2 separate regions of the Mus musculus genome follow, and region 1 is linked to region 2. The links are chromatin contacts, found by POLR2A ChIA-PET in ENCODE. All regions are on one chromosome and are shown on one strand. Each heading gives the region's core, a stretch centred on a gene start or an enhancer-like site at or near the end of the contact. The rest is flanking DNA. Distances are from core to core; before and after follow the strand shown. Region 1 holds the start of Eftud2 (elongation factor Tu GTP binding domain containing 2). Region 2 overlaps Adam11 (a disintegrin and metallopeptidase domain 11).

The links. ChIA-PET counts read pairs that join two places held with the same protein, here RNA polymerase II (POLR2A).
Region 1: POLR2A ChIA-PET joins it to region 2 with 34 read pairs in Patski. The contact joins the promoter of Eftud2 here to the enhancer-like site in region 2. POLR2A ChIA-PET finds 5 or more read pairs at or near these places in 3 of 5 experiments (Patski and embryonic stem cell).

What each region holds. Positions count from the first base shown.
Region 1 is chr11:102,878,801-102,883,903 of GRCm38, forward strand. Eftud2 (elongation factor Tu GTP binding domain containing 2) reads right to left here and starts at 2,175. Exons shown (of 28, transcript NM_011431.3): 1 at 2,095-2,175. It overlaps Ccdc103 (coiled-coil domain containing 103), which reads left to right and starts at 2,424. Exons shown (of 5, transcript NM_028492.3): 1 at 2,424-2,515; 2 at 3,552-3,631; 3 at 3,745-3,896; 4 at 4,274-4,406; 5 at 5,053-5,103. The coding sequence starts at 3,754.
Region 2 is chr11:102,771,410-102,776,348 of GRCm38, forward strand. It overlaps Adam11 (a disintegrin and metallopeptidase domain 11), which reads left to right. Exons shown (of 27, transcript NM_009613.3): 6 at 26-101; 7 at 506-572; 8 at 636-703; 9 at 1,046-1,120; 10 at 1,203-1,274; 11 at 1,426-1,592; 12 at 1,985-2,069; 13 at 2,168-2,258; 14 at 2,366-2,417; 15 at 2,857-2,956; 16 at 3,033-3,104; 17 at 3,223-3,315; 18 at 3,622-3,702; 19 at 4,241-4,291; 3 more. Among named protein-coding and RNA genes, the nearest start is that of Adam11, 12 kb to the left of the region's middle. Within about 2 kb of position 3,021, at least 2 of the 3 ENCODE cell types and tissues checked have a DNase peak (open chromatin) inside an H3K27ac peak, as active enhancers do.

The DNA.
Region 1 (5,103 bases), core at 925-3,424, 110 kb after region 2:
TTCGTGTGGCTTTGCCTCTGCTCTGAGAGGTACACGATTCCAACTTGTCCTCACTGATGATTCTAACTTTGACCCTTAATTATGGTGACAGCGGACATGCTTGTCCCTTAGTGATGGGTAAGAACTCATTGTTCTCACTGCTCTTTTAAAGGACCCAGGTTCGAATCTCATCAACCACACGCTACCTTACAATTGTCTGCAACATCAGCAGATTTCCCCCCACTTCAACGACTGAATATTCTGTTCAAAAGAACAGTTTAGATCTCACCCTACCAGCCTTCCCAGCCCCTCAGCCTCTCACTCTCGTCAGTATCTTCTGTCCCAAATGCTAGGCAACTGTTGTTATTCTAAAAAACAATTCTACGGTTTGCGAGCAACACAAACCAGAGCAGGGGAAAAAGCATCAGGCCCCTGGGGTTAAAGACCTCGATCCATCCTATCTTGGCCTCATTTCTAAGGATGACGTAACTCACAGAAGTTAGTTTACCTCCTTAGAGTGATTTATTATTGCCTAAAACCTTATAAAGGCAATGAGTAAGTACCTAGCTGTGCAGCCTGATAACCTGAGTTCAGTCCTGGAAACCCACTGAAAAGCTACATAGGGTAGTGTGAGTGTCTGTGATCCTAGACGGCCAACAGGAAATGGGAGGCAGAGATTCTCTGAAGCTCAGAGCCAGCTAGCCTGGTATTGGCAGTAAGGAGGAGATAGGACCAAACCCTGAAGCTGTCCTCTGACCTCCACCTGCAAGCCACAGCACATCTGATCCTCACTTACTACACAGAAACACACACACACACACAGAAACACACACAGTGTGATTATCCAAGCATAGGATCTTATACCCATGATCCTACATACATCCTGAGAGACCCTGTCTCAAAAAGCAACAAGTAACAAATGTTGGTCATAACAAAACTTGACCTTCTTGAGCACGTGAATCCCCATGCTCCTTTGTGTTCACGCACCAATGCCCCTGACAGCACCTTGCACAAAAAGACACTCAGTAAAGCTAAGGGAGTGGAATGTTTTGTTCTGAAATTCTGGTATTTCTTACAGTATACCTACTGTTTTTATTTCTAAGAGGCAACCACAATTATGTTCATTGTCTTCTCCCAAGATTACCATCACAAATTTTTAAAGAAGGTTGTTTACTGAACAAGCCAAACTCATCTCTGCCCCCAGGATAATTGTCATTCCCATTGTCCTCTGGCTATGTATACCTTCTTAATTCATTTAACTCACCCTTTTCCTTTAATGTCACCTATTTGTCACTCCACATATACTTGCCAGGCCACCCTTACACTAATCTCTTAGTGTGTGGCTGGGTGCTTAAGATCGAATCCTGGGCCTCACACTCTACTAAACACTTCTCCACCGAGTTACACCCCTCGCCTAAGTAAAGTCAAGGTTATGCCTGAGTAGTACTTAGGGAACATGTGTGTGTGCCCGCTACTGATAAATGTTAATAATAAAATAGGAGCAAAACGACAACAGTGCCTGGGACAAAATAGGCCCTCAATACGTTTTGCTAGTTTTGTTTTTCGAGGGTGGCTTTGGGTAGGGGAGTGAATTAGTGATATGCTTAGTTTAAGTAAAGCTACTCTAAATAACCAAAACTGCATCTTCCCACTGCAACGCAGAATCTCAAAGGAATGCTGGAATCTTTTCTGGTTTTGGCTTTTTGAACCAGACCCGCTACTTAGCCTTGAACCTGCACCAATATTTCTGTCTGCATCTCCAGAGCGCAAAAATTAGGCACTCGCCATCACAGTCAGCTCGGATGCAGAATAGTTTGAAGATGGAGACAGTCTGGCGGTGAAGCAGGCACCGATGGAAGGGGGAGTGGCAGGGGCCTGGGTCTTTACAGCGCCACCTCTACTAAGGGACAGGATCTTAACCACGTTGGGGACCGCGGAAACCCCGGAATCGACGGTGTGTGCGTGCGTTGGGGTCTTTCATTCTCTTTCCCACGCCAGAATTCAATTTACGCGTTCGTTAAGCGAAAGGGATAAGTACTATATAAATCGCCTCTTCCCAAGCTCATGTTTCGCTCGTTCCCCAAGCCCCGAAAGGACCCTTCCCGGCCAGCTCACCCGCCGAATGCTCAGCCGAGTGCCCCGGTCCGCCGCCTGAGCCCGCGCTTCCGCCGCACGCCGCGACAACGCCGGCGCCCGGCGCTAGGAAGGACCCCGAGCGCGTCGCCGGACCGCCTCGCCTCGGAGGACAGCTCTGCCTAAGGAACAGCTTCGAGAAATTCTGGCCCCGGAGACAGAAATGGGAAAGGCCAACTTGTTGGTCCTCAAAACGAAGCGTGGACTTCTCCACAAAAAAAGCAAGGCCGGAGGATTCTGATCAGGCGCCTTAGGACAGCCTGAAAGGAGGGCCTTCGGGCCGGTCACGTGGGCAGACTGGTGGCGCCGTTGCTAGGCAACAATCTCTGTTGCGAGGGCGATGCACTAAGGTGTTCTACCAGATCCGGGGTTTCTCGAGAGAAAGCAGGGAGTCCAAGACTGGGTGAGGGTTTAGGGACAGTAAAGGGGATTGCTCTAGTCATTCTATAATTGGAGAAGGCTTAGAACTCGACAGAGAAATGGGTCGGGTAGCGAGAGTCTATCGTCTCTATTGCTTAGAGGCTGAGCCTAGATCATGATGAGCTCAGAAGTTTTGGAGAGAGCAAACTAGGCACAGCGAGATCTCCTCACCCCCCAAAATATTGCTTAGGGTATGAGACTCTTGAGTACAATTGTTGGCTGAGTAACACAGCCCACTTCTCGGCGTTCCATTTCCCATCATGGTTGGGATGGCTGTGGATTTGCTTGCGGACCAGCTCATTTCCTGCCCTAGGGCTGATCATGAGTGAACTATGGCTCCAGCTCACCAGGATTCTGAGGTGGAAAGAGGTATCATAAGTAAATGTCAGAAGCCAGACCGGAACACATAGCTTCCTATGAAAACAGCCCCATCAGACACATACCGGGAGGCGGCAGGACTTCAGTGGTAGGACTGGAGATAATGCCCACACAGCACACATTTGCCTGCCGCTCTGTGCTGCTCAGGGATTTGGGGATGGAGGCTACTGAGTTTTCTCCTTCTGACACTTCTCAACTTCCTGCTTTGTCATTGCTTTTGGTTGAGGTGATTTTTTTTTCTTCATTAAAGACATTTAGTGAAGTGTGAAATTTTGTCCTTGAGCTGGAGTAGATAATAAAAGAAACCTCTCTGTCTCTCTCTGTATCTGTGTCTGTCCTCCCCTCTCCCCCCCTCCCCCGCTCTGTTCCTTTATGGTAATAAACTGATATAGAGAAATCCTATGTGAAAGAATGAAGAGTCAGAAATCTGAACTCCAAATTGCCTCCTCAGATGAAACACCTGAATTAATAGGTGTGTGTGTGTGTTGTGGTTTTGTGTTTTGCTGGGGATCAAACCCAAGGCATTTGCATTCACAAGGCAAAATCCTACCGCTGATCCAGCCCTTAGTGTCTAAAATATTGTTAGAAGCAGAGAGCAAAGTCAAGACTTCAAACGGGAAACCTTTCTGTTTTGTTCTCAGTGAGAAGCCTGGAATACATTTTCATCACGCAATTCCATTTTACCTGTAAAGGAAGAAACTAGATTTTTATAACACTCCAGGTTAAGTATCAGATTGCTTTGGGTCATTTCACATTCTGGCAATGAATCCCAGGGCATCATCTTTACCCTGAAGACTTAAGCTCTGCTGACATGCATTCTTCTTGCCTTCCCAGGCCTTAGCCATGGAGAAGAACGATGTAATCAACTTCAAGGCCCTGGAGAAAGAGCTGCAGGCTGCCCTTGCTGCTGACGAGAAGTACAAAAGGGAGAACGCAGCCAAGTTACGGGCAGTTGAGCAAAGGGTGCCTTCCTATGAGGAGTTCAGGTTGGCTTGCTATTTTTCTCAGGCCCTCCTCTCATGGTGGGCTACAGGAATTAAAAGCAAGCAGTCTAAATTGAGATCATTCTAGGCTTCTGTCATGCCCCCACCCTCTGCTACCTGATGATCTTACCAAAGCTCCTTAACCTGACTGAGCCTCAATTTTGTAAGAGAGAGGAATGGTTGCTATCGTTGCATGAGTTATGGCCTGAAAGATGCTGAGCACAGCAGCTAGCCCATTTGAAGTGCGTGAAGACTTTCAGCCCTCTATGCTGCTGCTGTTGTAGTAGTTGCCCTGTTTCCCGTCAACAAGTGTAGCCAAGTAGCTGCCCTCCACACAGGGAATCATTAAGCTCATTCCCCAATCTCTACCTTTGACACAGAGGTATTGTTCTTGCATCACACCTGAAACCTCTGGAACAAAAGGACAAGATGGGAGGAAAGAGATTTGTGCCCTGGAATTGTCACACTACTCGGGAAAGGACTTCTCAAGATGTGGTCACTGAAATACCCCAGGTAGGTGTGGGCTAGCCTCTTTAGCTCAGCAGGAGTTCTCTGTGATAAAGCTATGACCCTGTCTTCTTACAGCCCATACCTCTTCCTTATGTCTCATGACAGCCAACAGATACACACACACACACACACACACACACACACACACACACATACCAATCCCAGAACAGCAATCAGATGGTCGCGCTGAGTAGAGACATGCGCAACAGTCCTCTAACTTTCCTCATCTGGTCATGTGGTAGACAGGATAATGACCCTGGGGCAGTACTGGAGAGGGACCCAGCCTGTCAGACACTCAACACTCGTTTGAGTTTCTTTTTCTCTCCCAGAGATTTATTGTACACTATTTTACTTTTCTCGGAGCAAGCTCTGACTCACTCTAAAGGGCCAAGAGCTATGTTTTCTTTCTCAGGAGGAAACCCCAGTACAAAGGAAACCTTCAGATCCTAGCCTGGATTTCTTTGGCCCTCCCTCCCTCTTTCCTCCTCTCTCCCCAGTTCCCTCATCTGAAAATGAGGCCGCAGAGTCCAGCCCTCCCTGAGCTCAGAGAACAGTTGAAATGCTAACATGAAAACTCATAACCCACCTCCCCCTTTGCAGTTGCAGAGCGGCAAGAAGAGCTCTGAACCTGTTTCCCTTTGAAATGCAGGAGAAATCACCCTTCCAGCCCACCACCTCTGCAGAATTTTACCGTGATTGG
Region 2 (4,939 bases), core at 1,771-4,270:
TGGCGAACCGTGCCTCTCTCTACAGTGGGGTCTTCTCTGATGGCAACCTGACTTACATCGTAGAGCCTAAGGAGATAGCTGGGCCCTGGGGACCCCCACAGGTAAACAAGGCTAGCAGAGCCTTCCTGCCCTCCTTCTGATGGCCATGCTGTGACTGCCCCCGACAGCTGTGGCACCTCCTCCCCCGCCCCTCCAGTAACCTCAGCCCCACTGCCCTGGATGACTCCAGCTCTGGTTCCTACCTTCTGTGCCCCCATCTCCAATGTCCCCTCTGTCCCCCAAGTGACCTCTCACTGGGCTCCAGTGTCCTTTGCCCCTGTCTCTCAGGGCGCCCCCAGGTCTTGACCCTGGAATCTGAGCATCTGGGAGATCAGATCCGACATGGGAGCTCTGGCCAGTTCTGGGTCATCCCCGGGGTGGGGTGGGGGAAGGGCAGGAGCTGCCCCCAATCTGGGCTCAGAGCAGATCTGGTTGGCTCCCCAAGAACTAAATCCCCTCATTTCAGGGACCCCTTCCCCACCTCATTTACCGGACCCCTCTCCTCCCAGCCCCCCTTGGATGCAGGGAGCCAGGTAAGAGAGGGGAAGGGGGTGGGGCTGGACGGCCGGGCCCCTCTTACCTACTGTTCCCCACAGGCTGCCTGTTTGCTGTCCCTGCCCAGTCTGCTCTCCCCAACTGGCCCAAGCTAAGAAGGAAAAGGCAGGTACGGGGCCCGCACAGCCTCGGGCTGCAAGACCTTAGAGATGGTCCAAGGCAGGTCATCCCCTCCTATGGCTGGGCAAAGGAGAGCTCACAGCGATGAGGTCAGGGGCCAGGGAACTATCTCCAGAAAGAGTCCCCTCAACTCCTCCCTAGAACTGGTGTCTACACAGGTCCCCATTTTGGGGTCCTCTGCTCTCATTTCCAGGCTGGGAGGGATGGTATTTCCTGGCCAGTTGGGGGCTGGCACCATCCCTGACTGGGGACGAGAATGCCCCCTCCCCACAAGTCTGCCCATGGTTTGCTCATGGAGGGGACTGATTCCAAGTGCCTACCCGCCCTCCAGGTCCGCAGGGGCCACCCCACAGTGCACAGCGAGACCAAGTATGTGGAGTTGATTGTAATCAATGACCACCAGCTGGTAAGTTCCCGGGCTAAGGGGGGACCCTGGGATGAGGGGCCCGGGGGAGCCTTGCCTTCTTACCCCACCTTTCTCTCGGCAGTTTGAGCAGATGCGGCAGTCAGTGGTCCTCACCAGCAACTTTGCAAAATCTGTTGTGAACCTGGCAGATGTGGTAAGCACCGTCCCTACTCCCCTCTCCCTCTCCCCCACATGCAGGCATCCAGGAGTCATTGTCAGTCACTGACCCCCCCCTCCCCCCACTTCTTGGAAATATAGATTGCAGCCTCCCTCCAGCCCCTCCCCCATCTTCTCTCTGGGCCCAGATATACAAGGAACAGCTCAACACAAGAATTGTTCTGGTTGCCATGGAAACGTGGGCAGATGGGGACAAGATCCAGGTGCAGGATGACCTACTGGAGACCCTGGCCCGGCTTATGGTCTACCGGCGGGAGGGTCTGCCTGAGCCCAGTGATGCCACCCACCTCTTCTCGTGAGTCCCCACACTGTACCCTGCCAGCTTTTGCTGGCTGCTAGTTCTTACCGCCTGTGCCAGGCGATCTTTTCGGGGACCCTGCAGGTGGAGCTCACCTGCCACCTGCCACCTGCTTCCAGCCACATGCACCAGCTGGGTATCCTCTGCACCTTGGGCTGTGCAGGGAATGTGCTCTTTGCCTTTCTCTGCCAGGCTGCCCGTCACCCCTTCTTTGGTGATGAAGTACCCTAGTGATGGACAAACCCAATTAAAGGCCCTGAAACCTCCATTTGGCTTACGGGTGAATGAACCCAAATAGGGGAAGGGCTGGCCTGAGGCCACCAGGCTGATAGAAAGGTCTGGAACCCACTGCTCCTTTGACATCATCCTGACCACTCTCTCCCTTCTAGGGGTAGAACCTTCCAGAGCACCAGCAGCGGGGCGGCCTACGTGGGAGGCATCTGTTCACTGTCCCGGGGTGGAGGTGTGAACGAGGTGAGCACCCAGAGGCCCAGCCAGGACAGAGGCTTGCTAAGACCCAGTGACTGTTGGGAGCATGCAGACATCCTGTGCTCTGTCTTGCCCATCCCTAGTATGGCAACATGGGTGCCATGGCGGTGACCCTGGCCCAGACGCTAGGGCAGAACTTGGGCATGATGTGGAATAAGCACCGGAGCTCAGCAGGTACCAACAACCCTCCCAGACCCACACAGAGCCTCAAGAAATGAAGAAGGGGCCAGTGGGGGTGCTTCTCCACTCTATATCTCATGTGTTCTTAAATCTCCTCTTAGGGGACTGCAAGTGTCCAGACATTTGGCTGGGCTGCATCATGGAGGACACTGGGTGAGTTTTGGAGACAGACTTTGGGAAGGGTTTGGGGTAAGAAGAGGCCTTCGAGGAGCACTAACAGTCAAGATGGGTGGCTTCAAGAGGACCTAGCTCACAGGACTACTCAGGATAACCAAGAATATAGGTTATCTGTAAATAGCTCAGGGATGCTTGGGTACCAAAAACTGCCAGACTGCAGGGCGCACTCTGGCCACTGGGAGGCGCTCGAGCCTCGTGCGAGGCGCCGTCCCTCCCAGGCGTTCCGACACTGGGCTCTTTGTCCCGAGGTTCAGGAGAAAGAACGCAAGCGACGTCCTCCACCCATTCCTAGACAGGAGTATGGGATTGATTGTCGTGCAACCTCAGGGCAGTCCTTCGGTCTCCTTGTAGTAGTAACCAAGTCTCTCGAGGAAGGGCTGTCCCCAGCAACACAGTTCCCCTCTCGCCCGTCTAGGTTCTATTTGCCCCGCAAGTTCTCGCGCTGCAGCATCGACGAATACAACCAGTTTCTGCAGGAGGGAGGCGGGAGCTGCCTGTTCAACAAGCCCCTCAAGGTACTAGCGCGGAGAACGGGGAAGCGGGGGGTGGGCAGGGTGCCAGCCAGGCTCCCGACATCCCCTCTCCCTCCAGCTTCTGGACCCTCCCGAGTGCGGAAACGGCTTCGTGGAGGCGGGAGAGGAGTGCGACTGCGGGTCGGTGCAGGTGAGCGCTCCTGGTGGGCTCCCGTCTGGGCCCGGGACGCGCGCATGGGCTCCGGGAAGGGAGAATACAGAGTGGGAAGGGGCTAGCCCGCCTCTCCACTTCTCCCCGCGACCCTCAGGAGTGCAGCCGAGCAGGGGGCAACTGCTGCAAAAAATGCACCTTGACGCACGACGCCATGTGCAGCGATGGGCTCTGTTGTCGCCGCTGCAAGGTGAGGACCTAGCGAGCGGGAGGCGGGGGGCGGGGGAAGAAGCAAAGAAACGATTGGATGCCCTCGATAAGAGGCGGGAATGGGGAAGAGCTGAGTCTGTTTGGGCGGGCCTTGTCCCGAAGAGAGCGCCAATGGGGAATGAGTTAGGAGCTGAGGACCGGAGGGGAGAGTCACCCTTACTGCTGAGGGTGGAGAGGGACAGGAAATGAGAATCAGGCCTTGGGACCCACGTTCCAGCACATTAACCCTGGAAGGGCAGTGGGGAAATATTTATCCTTCCCAGAAACACATGCATGCTTTTCCTAGTATGAGCCACGAGGTGTCTCCTGCCGAGAAGCGGTGAATGAGTGTGACATTGCAGAGACCTGCACCGGCGACTCAAGCCAGGTCTGCCAAACCATCTGTTCTGTGGGAGCTCAAAGCAAGACAGCCCCCTCCCTTATAAGTTTGGCGCTGAAGAGTTGACTACTCTGTGTGTCCTCTCTGCTTAGCGGGTGGGGTAGCCGCAGCTGACCAGCCTCAGCTTTTTCTTCTCTGAGAAAGGGGTCTTTCGAGCCACCTACCTCTGTTCGGTCAATCATTAAATAAGCATTTGTAGTGACACTGGTATTCCTACCGCCTGCCCAGTGTCTAGTGTATTCTAAGGATCTGGTGGATCGTAACATGGGTTAACTAGGGCTTCTGGGGTAATGGATGCAAGAAACTGGGGAAGCTTGGAAAAGCTAGGAGACTTACCAGTCAAATCCACAGAGCCAAACAGGCCCCCATCTTTCGTGTGGAAGAGCCATGTGACATGTGGCCCCTTTGGGGTAGCTTTTGGTTCCTTGCATTCTCCCCCCACCCCCCCCCACACACACCCCGAACCTCAGCTCAGCTCTGGGCTACCCTGCTCAGCCAGCCTCTCTCTCTCTCTCTCTCTCTCCAGTGTCCCCCTAACCTTCACAAGCTGGACGGTTACTACTGTGATCATGAGCAGGTATGAGGGATAGGGGTGGGGTCCTTCCGTCCGAATTCAGTGCAGTCTTGTCTCCCTCAGTGTCTTGATGCTTCCTCTCCCACGGCTCATAGGGTCGTTGCTATGGAGGCCGCTGTAAAACCCGGGACCGGCAGTGCCAAGCCCTATGGGGCCATGGTGAGTCCAGAGACTCGGGAAAACCCAAAGCTCAGAGTTAGGCTGGGACGCTGGTTGAAGGAACAAGCCCTGCAACCAACGTGGCTTCTGAAGACCTTAGGCATCAAGCCTAAGGATTAGGCCCAAGTTTTAGAGGTGCAGGTCTGAGGTCCTAGATGGGATCCAGGGATCTGTGGGGTGATGCTTCCTCTCTCTCTTTCTCTCTCTAGCGGCTGCGGATCGTTTCTGCTATGAGAAGCTGAACGTGGAGGGGACAGAGCGTGGAAACTGTGGACGCAAGGGATCTGGTTGGGTCCAGTGCAGTAAGCAGTAAGTAGCATCCCCGCCCCAGGGTCAGGGAATCTCCAGAGGTAAAGGCAGGGCTCTAGGAAGAGCCTGTGAGGCCAGAGGGGAAGGAGCAGGCTCGGTACTTGGGTCTACAGAGAAATTTGGCTTCATCGACCCCATGTGTCCCTACAGGGATGTGCTCTGTGGCTTCCTTCTGTGCGTCAA